2 separate regions of the Homo sapiens genome follow, and region 1 is linked to region 2. A link is a contact called in ENCODE Hi-C or POLR2A ChIA-PET data. All regions are on one chromosome and are shown on one strand. The core of a region is the stretch at or near the end of the contact, and the rest is flanking DNA. Distances in the headings are between cores, read along the strand shown. Region 1 holds the start of SPOCD1 (SPOC domain containing 1). Region 2 holds the start of ADGRB2 (adhesion G protein-coupled receptor B2).

Region 1 (4,508 bases), core at 568-3,067, 52 kb after region 2:
CCAGCCTTCCCCTGGAAGCTGGCTGAGCCTTGGCCTCCAGCTCCTCCTGGTCCTGTGCTGGAGCCTGGCCTTCATCGCTGCCAGTCCGCACGACACACACAGCTTCTTGCTGCTCTGCAGAGGCCTGTGCTGACGCCCCCAGGCACAGTGCTGCGCTCTGTGGAGGAGCCTGTGCAGCTGAACTGAGGGACTCCCCTCCACTGGGCACTGGGAACCCGACAGGGCCACAGGGGCTGCCTGGCTGGGGCCCATCCCCTGTAGCGGGCAAATATCCAAATTTCTCAGTCCCTGAGGCACATCCTGCCCCACTTCCACCTGGCTCTCCAGGCCCAGACCCAGTGTCTTTTGGAGAGGGAGGTCTGCAAGGGCCTCCCAAGGACTCCAGGTCAGCAACTTGGGGAGGGTCTCCCACAGACAGGAGGTTGTCCCCACGAGGGCTCTGATCAAGCCACAGGAAGTCACCAGCCCCTTCCTCACACTCTGAATGAGCCCCTTGCCTCCTCCATTTCTTTCTTACCCTCACAGGGACTGGGTCTGGTGAGGATGTCAGGGGCCTTCCAGGGGGCTCCTCTTTGCTGAGTGTGGGGCTTCTTCTGTCACACCCTGGAGAACTCATTCCACCGTCTCTGGCCTCCCTGGGCCTGAGGCAGCTCACCTCCTCCACTCCTGCAAGCCTCTCCCTGCAGGCCAGAGCTCTCTCTGGGAGGCCAGCAGACCTGCTACAAAGTTTCCTGGGGCAACTGTCATCTAAGATGTCACACAGAGAAACCTGGAGCCTCTTGGAGGTCAGAGCTCTCCCCTGAGTAGGCACCGAGGGCAGCTGCATGTGGAGCCCAGGAGCCAGCATCGAGCCCCGGCTCTGTACCACAGCTAGCAGCTCCAAGACCCCTGGCCGGACCTCAGCAGCACCTGCAGCCCGGGAGCTGCCACCTCGAAGGGCCTCCTTCCTGGGGATCTTCCTTCTGCTGCCAGCCCTGACTCCGGGCCCAGAGCTTGCTCCCGGCCCATCTGGTGACAGGCCTGGCATGGAGCTGGCTCCTTCCATGTTCTGTAAAAGCTCACAGTTGTGTTGGGGACTGAGCACAGGGTCTCCTGTGCTGGGGCCTTCTACGTCCCCCGCCTGGGACATGTCTGTCCACCTACCTGGGCCAAAAGCACAACACGGGCCCTGTGTGGAGACAGAAAGAGGAGACTTTGTCTTGGAGAGTCCGACCTGTCAGCCCGTTCAGTGGGAACTGGGAGGAGCCCCTCTTCCAGCCAGCTCTCCCAGACCCTTCCACTCCTGAGGCCTAGGGGTGAGCACTCCAGGGAGGGGAGCACCCAGCAGGAGCTGGTGTCCTGGGTGAGGGTGGAGAGGCCTGCCTCCAAACAGGGCCGAGCTACAGTGGCCTCCAGGGTCTTCTTGTCTCTGAGAGTTCACACATTCGCTTAAATGGGACCTAATAAGATACCATTTATTTATGACTTATGTGCTTATTTCATTTCATACTGGCAGCCACAGGTGAGGACACTGAGATTCTGAGATGTTAAGACACTCACCCAAGGAAGCACAGGAAGTGGAAGGGCCAGGAGTCTCTCTCCCAGTTCTCACACTGCGCAAGGAGCAGATACTGAACGGGGTTCGTGCCCATAACCCTTCTCGTCTCTCTCCCATCGGTCCCGTTCTGAAAGGCGCCCCACCCAGGTTCCCAAGCCTTACTGGGACAGTCCCCCAGCATCCAAGAAATCCGGGCCCCATCGGTCGCGTCGCTCTCACCTGGGCTTCCCTGAGTTTTCCCTCCTGGGGTTCCACCCACTAGCTGAAAAGGAGCTGAGATCACGTGATGCGGGGGAGGGAGGCCCTTGCTGAGGGATAGGGGCGGAGTCCCTGATGATGAGCAAAAGGCTGCTCCCCAGGCGTGCTGGCGTTCCTGCCCCGGCAGAGGGCGCCCTCTTCCTCCTGAGGGCTTCCTGGAGGAGGTGCCAATCCTGGCTCCCAAGCAGAGGTAGGTGGGTGCATGGGGCAGCGAGGGGCCTTGGCTGCCTGCCTGAGAGTTTAACTTGATCCTACCGCAATAGTCCCTGAGCCAGTAGGACAATGTCAGAATTACCTAGATTTTTTGCCTAATTTTATTTTATTTTATTTTTAAACTTTTATTTTAGGGTCAGAGGTCCATATGCAGGTTTTTAATATAGGTAAACTTGTGTCACGGGGGTTGTTGTACAGATTATTTCGTCACCCAGTTATCAAGCCTAGTACCCAATATTTATTTTTTCTTATCTTCTACTGCCTCCTACCCTCCACCCTCAAGCAGGCCCCAGTGTCTGTTGTTAACCTCTTTCTGTCCATGTGTTCTCACCATTTAGCTCCCACTTATAAGTGAGAACATGCAATATTTGGTTTTTCCGTTCCTGCATTAGTTTGCTAAGGATAATGGCCTCCAGCTCCATCCACGTTCCTGCAAAGGACGTGATCTCATTCTTTTTTATGGCTGCATAGTATTCCATTGTGTATATGTACCACATTTTCTTTAGCCAATCTGCCATTGATGGGCATTTAGGTTGATTCCATGTCTTTGCTATTGTGAATAGTGCTTGCCTAATTTAAAAAGAAAATCTCAAATATAATTAATGTAGATGGAAATGCAGAATCAATTCCAATAGAAGGTTAGAAATAAAAAGTTTAAAGCTATCTCTCATTTCCCAATACCCCAACTCCTGGAAACAACTGTGTTTTGTTTTTTGTTTTTTACCATGTTTGTCATCATGTTAATTTTTTAAATTTCATAACTGTAAATAATATACTCATGCCTCTATTACTTGATTTATTAATTTTAACTGTGTCTGTTGTATCTGTTGACTTCCTGCTGTGGTGATTTTATTAACCACCCTTTCCCCCTTTCTCTTCCGCTTTTCATATATATATATATATATATATTTTTTTTTTTTTTTTGAAACAGCGTCTCGCTCTGTCGCCCACGCTGGAGTGCAGTGGCACAGTCTCAGCTCACTACAACCTCTGCCTCCCAGGGTCAAGTGATTCTCCTACCTCACCCTCCCGAGTAGCTGGGACTACAGGCACGTGCCACCATGCCCTGCTAATTTTTGTATTTTTCGTGGAGACAGGGTTTCACCATGCTGGCCAAGCTGGTCTCAAACTCCTGACCTCGTGTTCCACCCACCTCAGCCTCCCAAATTGCTGGGATTACAGGCGTTAGCCACCGTGCCTGGCCCTCTTTTTTATATTTATATTTTAAATTTTACTATTGGTTTCTATTATCACTTTGAATACTATTCTTAAATGTCTGTTTCTTCTGTATATTGTATCTCTTGACTCTTCTCTGTGTGAAATGGATAATTTCCCTTGATGTCCCCTCCCTGCTTCTGCCGTTATCCATGAACTAAGCTTTTATTTTTGTATCGCTGAGGTTTATAGCATTTACATTCTATTCGGTAAAGATAATTCAGTTTACCGTTGTTTACCTGTAGATTGATTCTTAACACTGAAAGCCAAATGACATTTATAATGTTATGATTATGTAAATACTTTTACTGCAGAAACAGTGGTGTTTGGCTTTTTTTTTTTTTTTTTTTTTTTTTGAGATAGGGTCTGGCTCTGTCGCTCAGGCTGAGTTGTGGTAGTGTAATCATAGCTCACTGCAGCTTTGACCTCCCAGGCTCAAGTGATATTCCCCTCTCAGCCTCCTGAGTCGCTGGTACTACAGGCATGCACCGCCATGCCCAGCTAATTTTTTTTTTATTTTTGGTGGAGACGAGGTCTCACTATGTGGCCCAGACTGGTCTCGAACTCCTGAGCTCAAGCGATCCTCCCATCTTGGCCTGGGATTTCAGGCGTGAGCCACTGCACCCGGCCAGAACCAGAGATTTGATAAGTCTGATTGCGAGGGAGATGGAATTCCCTGGCACTAAACCTGTGCCAGGTGAGACTGTGAGAACCTTCCAGGCCAATGGAATACTAAATCACAGTTAGACTCAATAAATTAGATCTATATATCAACATGAATGTATCTCAATGATATAATGTGGAATTTTAAAAACAGCATAATATGAATAACAAGGGAAACCGAGTCTGGAGTACACAGGAACTCCCTGTACTAATCTTCAGATTTTTCTGTAGATCTAAAACTATTCTAAAAAACAAGGTTTATTACAAAAAACAAACCAAGCTATTGGGTAATCCATATTGAAAACTGTCATGATCTGGCAGTCAGAGTCATAGATGAGGTAAGAGTAGAGACTGGATGTCACCAATGACCAAAATTACTGCTCTAAGGAAATAGTTTTTGTAAATGAGAAGCCCTCCCTCTAAGGAATGTCTTGGTCATGATGGCAGAAAGTTGACCAGGTTCCCTAAGACCAGTGAACCAAGCCATTCTGGTCCATTTGGATAATGGAAGTCTCCCACATTGGGCAGAGAAAACGGGAGTGGAGATGTTGTCAGTTCCACATGGTATAGAGATAAAGAATGGCTAACACTTACGTAGTGCTGTTTTGAGCCAGGGACTGGT
Region 2 (4,877 bases), core at 2,017-4,516:
CCGCCTCCCCGGAACTTTGCAGCAGCTGGAGCCGCCGTTGCTACAGGAACCGAATGCTTTTGTTCCCCAATGTCAGGGCTGCCGGGGCAGGCGGGTGATGAGGAGGCTGCCACTCCCCGGTGGGACCCAGGTCCGGCCACACTACCCAGAGGACTTCCAGCCATCACAGGTTCGAGTCCCCTTCCTCCGTGCCACCTTCCCTGCCCCCAAGCTACTCAGGCCAAAGCCAGGTTTCTTCAAACTCCTCAGGCCCTCAGGCCCGGTGGCCCTGCTAACTCTGACCCAAGGCAAAGGGCCCTGGGAAATTCCTGATGGTGTCTGACCTCCTGGGGTCAGTAGAGGCTCTTCTGTGGCTGAGTGATTTCCCACCTGGGCTCCCCCTAACAGGCTGCCTGCCTTCGGGGACTCTGACTGGGGTTTCTTCTCTGTACTTCTCCCACCTCTGCAGCCTCTACACTTGAACCAAGACCCCAGAGACCATGGCCTGGCTTTCACTAACATCCCTCTGGCCAGAGCTGATCCCAGAGAAATATAGTGGGAAGTTGCAGGACCAAGGAGGAGATGAGGGAAACTGACAGTCACTGGCTCCCCCTGCACCCATACTTTGGGGGAAAAGTGGAGACTGGGGGCTAAAGGTGTTTCTGTCTTTATTATACTGGGGGTTGGAGTGAAGGCACTGGAACCTGTTTTTCATTTTTCTCCTTTGGGATTAGGAGTGGAGTGGAGAGGGGCCTGACCTTGGCCTTGAACAGAAACAGCCCCACACCCCTATCAATATTGAGCATTGCTAGGTGCCAGACACTCTATACAAACAACCTAACTTCATTCTCCCAACAGCTATATGAGGCAGTGATCACTGACCCATTTTATAGAGGGTCAACTGAGGCTCAGAAAGATTAAGTAGCTTGCCCATGTCACACAGCTTTTGAACGTAGGTCGTCTGACCGAAAGCTGAATTCCTAACTACTTACTCAGCTTCATTACTTGGGGGTGGGAAGGGAGGGAGGGATGGGGGCAGATACCAGATGGAACCTCACTTTGTGTTACAGAAATGCAGACCACGCACGCACACCCCAGACTAGACATGTCCTTTTGAAGAGTGATACAGAAAGGGGGCAGAAGAGAGAGCGGAAGGAGGAGAGAGGGAAGAAGAGGGGAAGATCTCTTCTCTCAATCTTGGTCCAGAGAAGACCCTCCCTAACCTCCCCACTACCATCACCAGGACATATCCTGCGCAGAGTCCACACTGCCCCTCACCCCAGTAGCAGTGCAGAGGATACTCCCCAGGTGCTTGCTCTGTCCCAGGGTCAGGTGGATTCCCCCACAACCGACTCCATGCGCAAGCCAGGCAGAGCCCACCTTTGCCCCCAGCCCTCACCTCATGGGAAATGCCATGGGGTAGAGGCTCTCTGGCAACACCTGACCAAGCACAAACAAGCCCAACCAGGCGTCCTGGAGCCCGCGGCCAATCCTGCTGGTCTGTACGTGAAGGCTCAAAGGACTCTTGACTTGCTGCTGGGGTGAGCCCTCCACCCCACCCCAACCCATCCCACCCCCAGAACATATGGCCTGACAACCAGGAGTGTTTGGGCATGGCTAGCACGAGGAGGCACCTGGCCTGGCCCACCAATCTCCTCTCCCCAGGGATTTCCCAGCGTCAGTCCTGCAGCCACCGCTGATGCTCTGGCTGCGGAAACCCGGGGTTGCCCGCGGGAGAAGGGGTGGCGGGTCCCAGGCTTCGGGCAGGGGGCGCCAGAGGACGCCCAGGAGCCCGGCCGGCAGCTGGCGAGGCGGGCAGGCAGGCGGCATCTCTCGGCCCGGGCGCCCCTCCCCCCGGCGGGCAACAGACCCGTCGCCTGCTCTGCACGGGCCGCGGCGCGGAGGACTTCCCCCGGCTGTGCCCTCGGACCAAGCTGACTGCGGGAGTGGCCGCCAACTTCACAGCCTACAACCCCCTCCGGATCATGCCGGCCCTGGGGCTGCGGGAGGGTGCGTCTGGTGCCCAGCTCTATGACCAGGGGTGGGAGGATAGGGATGGGGGATGGACAGATAGACTCCGGCCAAAGATGGACACGGGAGTCAGGGATGCGGGTCCAGTCGGGATCTCAGCTGGAGGGGAGGGGGCGCGGAGCAGACACGGGGGACACGGCCCCAATTCCAAGCTGAGGGGAGGGGACTTGCAGCAAGATTGGCGAGGGAAGGCGGGACTCCGGTCAGATAGATATGGGGGAGGGGGCGCTAGGGGCAGAAATAGAGAAGAAGCATGGTCGGGGTACAGGCGCGGGGGAGGGTAGAAACTATGGGCAGACATGGATGGGGACAGGAAAGACTCCGGGCAGTGATGAAGTGGAGGAGAGGAGCAGGGTCCGGCATTCAGACCGTGACGGGAAATAGAGGGGGAGACACAGTTGAGCTGCAGGTTAATGGGGGGGCTCTAATAAAGGTGGGGGGCACACTGCCCGGATCCAGGCCGAGATAGGGAAAGACTCGAGACAGCAAGCACGGTCTGTGTCAGAATTCTGGAGGGGGAGACTTTAGCATAGATGGGTAAGAGGGTCGGTCCAGGCTGGGGGAGGGGGGGGGCCGAGATTAGAGATTCACCAGCGATTAAGGGGGCCTCGGCCCTAGGTTTGGGAGTTCCCCAGAAGATGGGGGTGGGCGAACGCTGAACGAACTCAGTTCGGGCTGGGGGAGAATTCAGCAGAGACGGGTTAGGAGAGCGCCCCGAGTCCGGGCCGGTGCGGAAACTCGGGACCGCGCCGGCAGGGCTCGGTGCGAGGCCAGGTCGGGGTCTGGGGCCGAGCACTCACCTGGGCGCCGTCAGCAGCAGGAGCGGGGGCCGGCGCTGGCGGGGGCGGCCACGGGGCGCAAGTTTGCCATCCCTAAGTCGGGGACCGGGCCGGGCGCAGGGTAGGTAGCTGCAGCCGCGCGGAGGGCCGAGGCTCCCGCTCTCCCGGGCGGCGGGTGCAGAAAAGGCGCCGCGGAGCAGCGCGGGGCGGGCGGGCGGGCGGCGCCGGGCCGGGCGCGGGCTCCTGCCGCCGCCGCCGCCGCCGCCTCCTTGCCGCGCCGCCCCCCGCTCCCCCGCTCCCCCGCCCCGAGCACCGCCCGCGCCGCGCGCCGCCTCCTATTTGCGGGCGGCGGCCGCAGCCCCGGGCTCTGAGAGCCGGTGCCGCATCCTCTTCGGTCTCTGAGCGCCGCCGCCGCTGCCGCCGAACCCGGTTCCTCCGGCCGCTCCGGCCGCTGCCCGCAGCGCGCGCCGGGCCGAGTGACGGCCGAGGCGGGACGCGGCGCCTGCGCGGGCCGGGCCCGGGAGGGGGCGCGCGCCGGGCCGGGCGCGAGGAGCCGCGGGAGAAGGGGCGGGGGCGACGCGCGCCGCCTCCTGTTAAAGGGGGAACAGCGCCAGCCGAGCCGATCGTGCCCCCCACCTCCCCGCCTTGGGCCCCAGGCGCCGGCGCGGGAGAAGCCCTGGGTAAGCCCCCGCCCAGCCCGCTGCTTCTTGGACCGCAGAATGAGGCGATCCGCGACGCCCCTCCAGCTATACCCATGCCGGAGGCTTGTCGCGCCGCCAGGGTGTCCCGGGCCCTGCAGGCTGAAGCATTTGCTCACCTTCCCATGTGCATTGCATATTGCATGTCCCTGTGCATGCAGGTGCCAGTCATGTGCGCTGAACTTTGCATATGCATACAGGTGCCCTAAGTGTGCACTGCCATGTTGCCTGGGTAGGTGCATGCAAGTGCCACACACATGCACGGTGTATTAACATGTGCCCAAGTCCTGAATGCATGTTGCTTGTTCCTGTGCGCAGGGATGTTATATGTATGCAAGCTTACAGGTGCCACATGTGTGCTGAGGACTGTGGGTAACTCATGTAGCAGCCACATATGTATACTGCAATGTGACATGTTTGATGCATACTGTAAACTGCAATGTTGCACGTCCTTAGGCACGGGGATGCTACACGTGTGCAGTGTGTTACATGTTTTCCTGAGTCCCTGTCTATTCCCACAAGTGCCTTTCCCTGTGCCAGGGGCGCCCCCATGTTGCATCTGTTTGTGTAGAAGCAGCAGAGATGTACAGACCCACCCCTTCCCCATCTTGGCACTAAGCCCAGAAACAGTTGGGTGGGGCCTGAGCCCTCATGGTTCAGGCGGTACACAGGGAGATGCCCATGGTTCAGGGCTCTGGTCAGGCAGTTTGTGGCCTGGGCATGTTGCCATCAGTAAGGTAGGCCGACCAGGGACGCACCATTGCAGCCAACACAAGTAGGTTAATCCCATGGCTTTGGTCAGAGGAGAAACCAGCAGGGGGCAGCTTTGCAATAAGGGTGGGATGGTTTCAGCTTTGCGATGAGGGTGGGATGGTTTCAGGACCATACTTTTTGAAGGTTCACTAGCCAGGAAGGGCCAAATTTTCAGTGCAAAGAAGTCCTCATTTCAGCAAATACCAACCCCACCTCTCCACTGATGCCCCTTAAGTTGTGGCACCCTCAAGATGGGGCAAGAAGAGAAAAGCCTACCTCTTCCCAGGGGCAGTACCAGGAAGAGGCATAGAACCGCCCTCTTTTCCCTCCTTCTGTCCCTCCCACCTCCAGCAGCCTCGGTGACATTTGTTGTGAGTGATTGTGAGAGATTATCAACTTTAATGGAAGGAGGTAATAAGGGACGATGAAGGAATCTCACCTGTCACCTTAAGAGAATTTATGAGGCCTTATGAGGCAGGGAGGAGGGCTGGGCCGGCACCTTCCCTTTCGCTGCGGATGCCCAAGGAGGCCTGTGCCTTGGGCCTAGCACTGGCAAGCAAGGCTCCTAGGGTTTGCTAGGCACCCTCAAACACAGTCAGACATCTCTGGATTTCAAGGCTCAGCTACTATGTGAAAG

Evidence for each region. Hi-C counts contacts between places; a loop is a spot of excess contacts on that map. ChIA-PET counts read pairs that join two places held with the same protein, here RNA polymerase II (POLR2A). Pooled maps may share reads with other maps.
Region 1: a pooled map shows a loop between it and region 2 (2.2-fold over the local background). The contact joins the promoter of SPOCD1 here to the promoter of ADGRB2 in region 2. A Hi-C loop is called at or near these places in 3 of 50 pooled maps. POLR2A ChIA-PET finds 5 or more read pairs at or near these places in 5 of 52 experiments (H1, K562, Panc1 and 2 more).

Annotation. Positions count from the first base shown.
Region 1 is chr1:31,814,205-31,818,712 of GRCh38, forward strand. It overlaps SPOCD1 (SPOC domain containing 1), which reads right to left and starts at 1,818. Exons shown (of 16, transcript NM_144569.7): 1 at 1,757-1,818; 2 at 1-1,168. The coding sequence starts at 1,129.
Region 2 is chr1:31,761,074-31,765,950 of GRCh38, forward strand. ADGRB2 (adhesion G protein-coupled receptor B2) reads right to left here and starts at 3,267. Exons shown (of 33, transcript NM_001364857.2): 1 at 2,811-3,267. RefSeq lists silencers at 1-83, 1,680-1,949 and an enhancer at 885-1,738.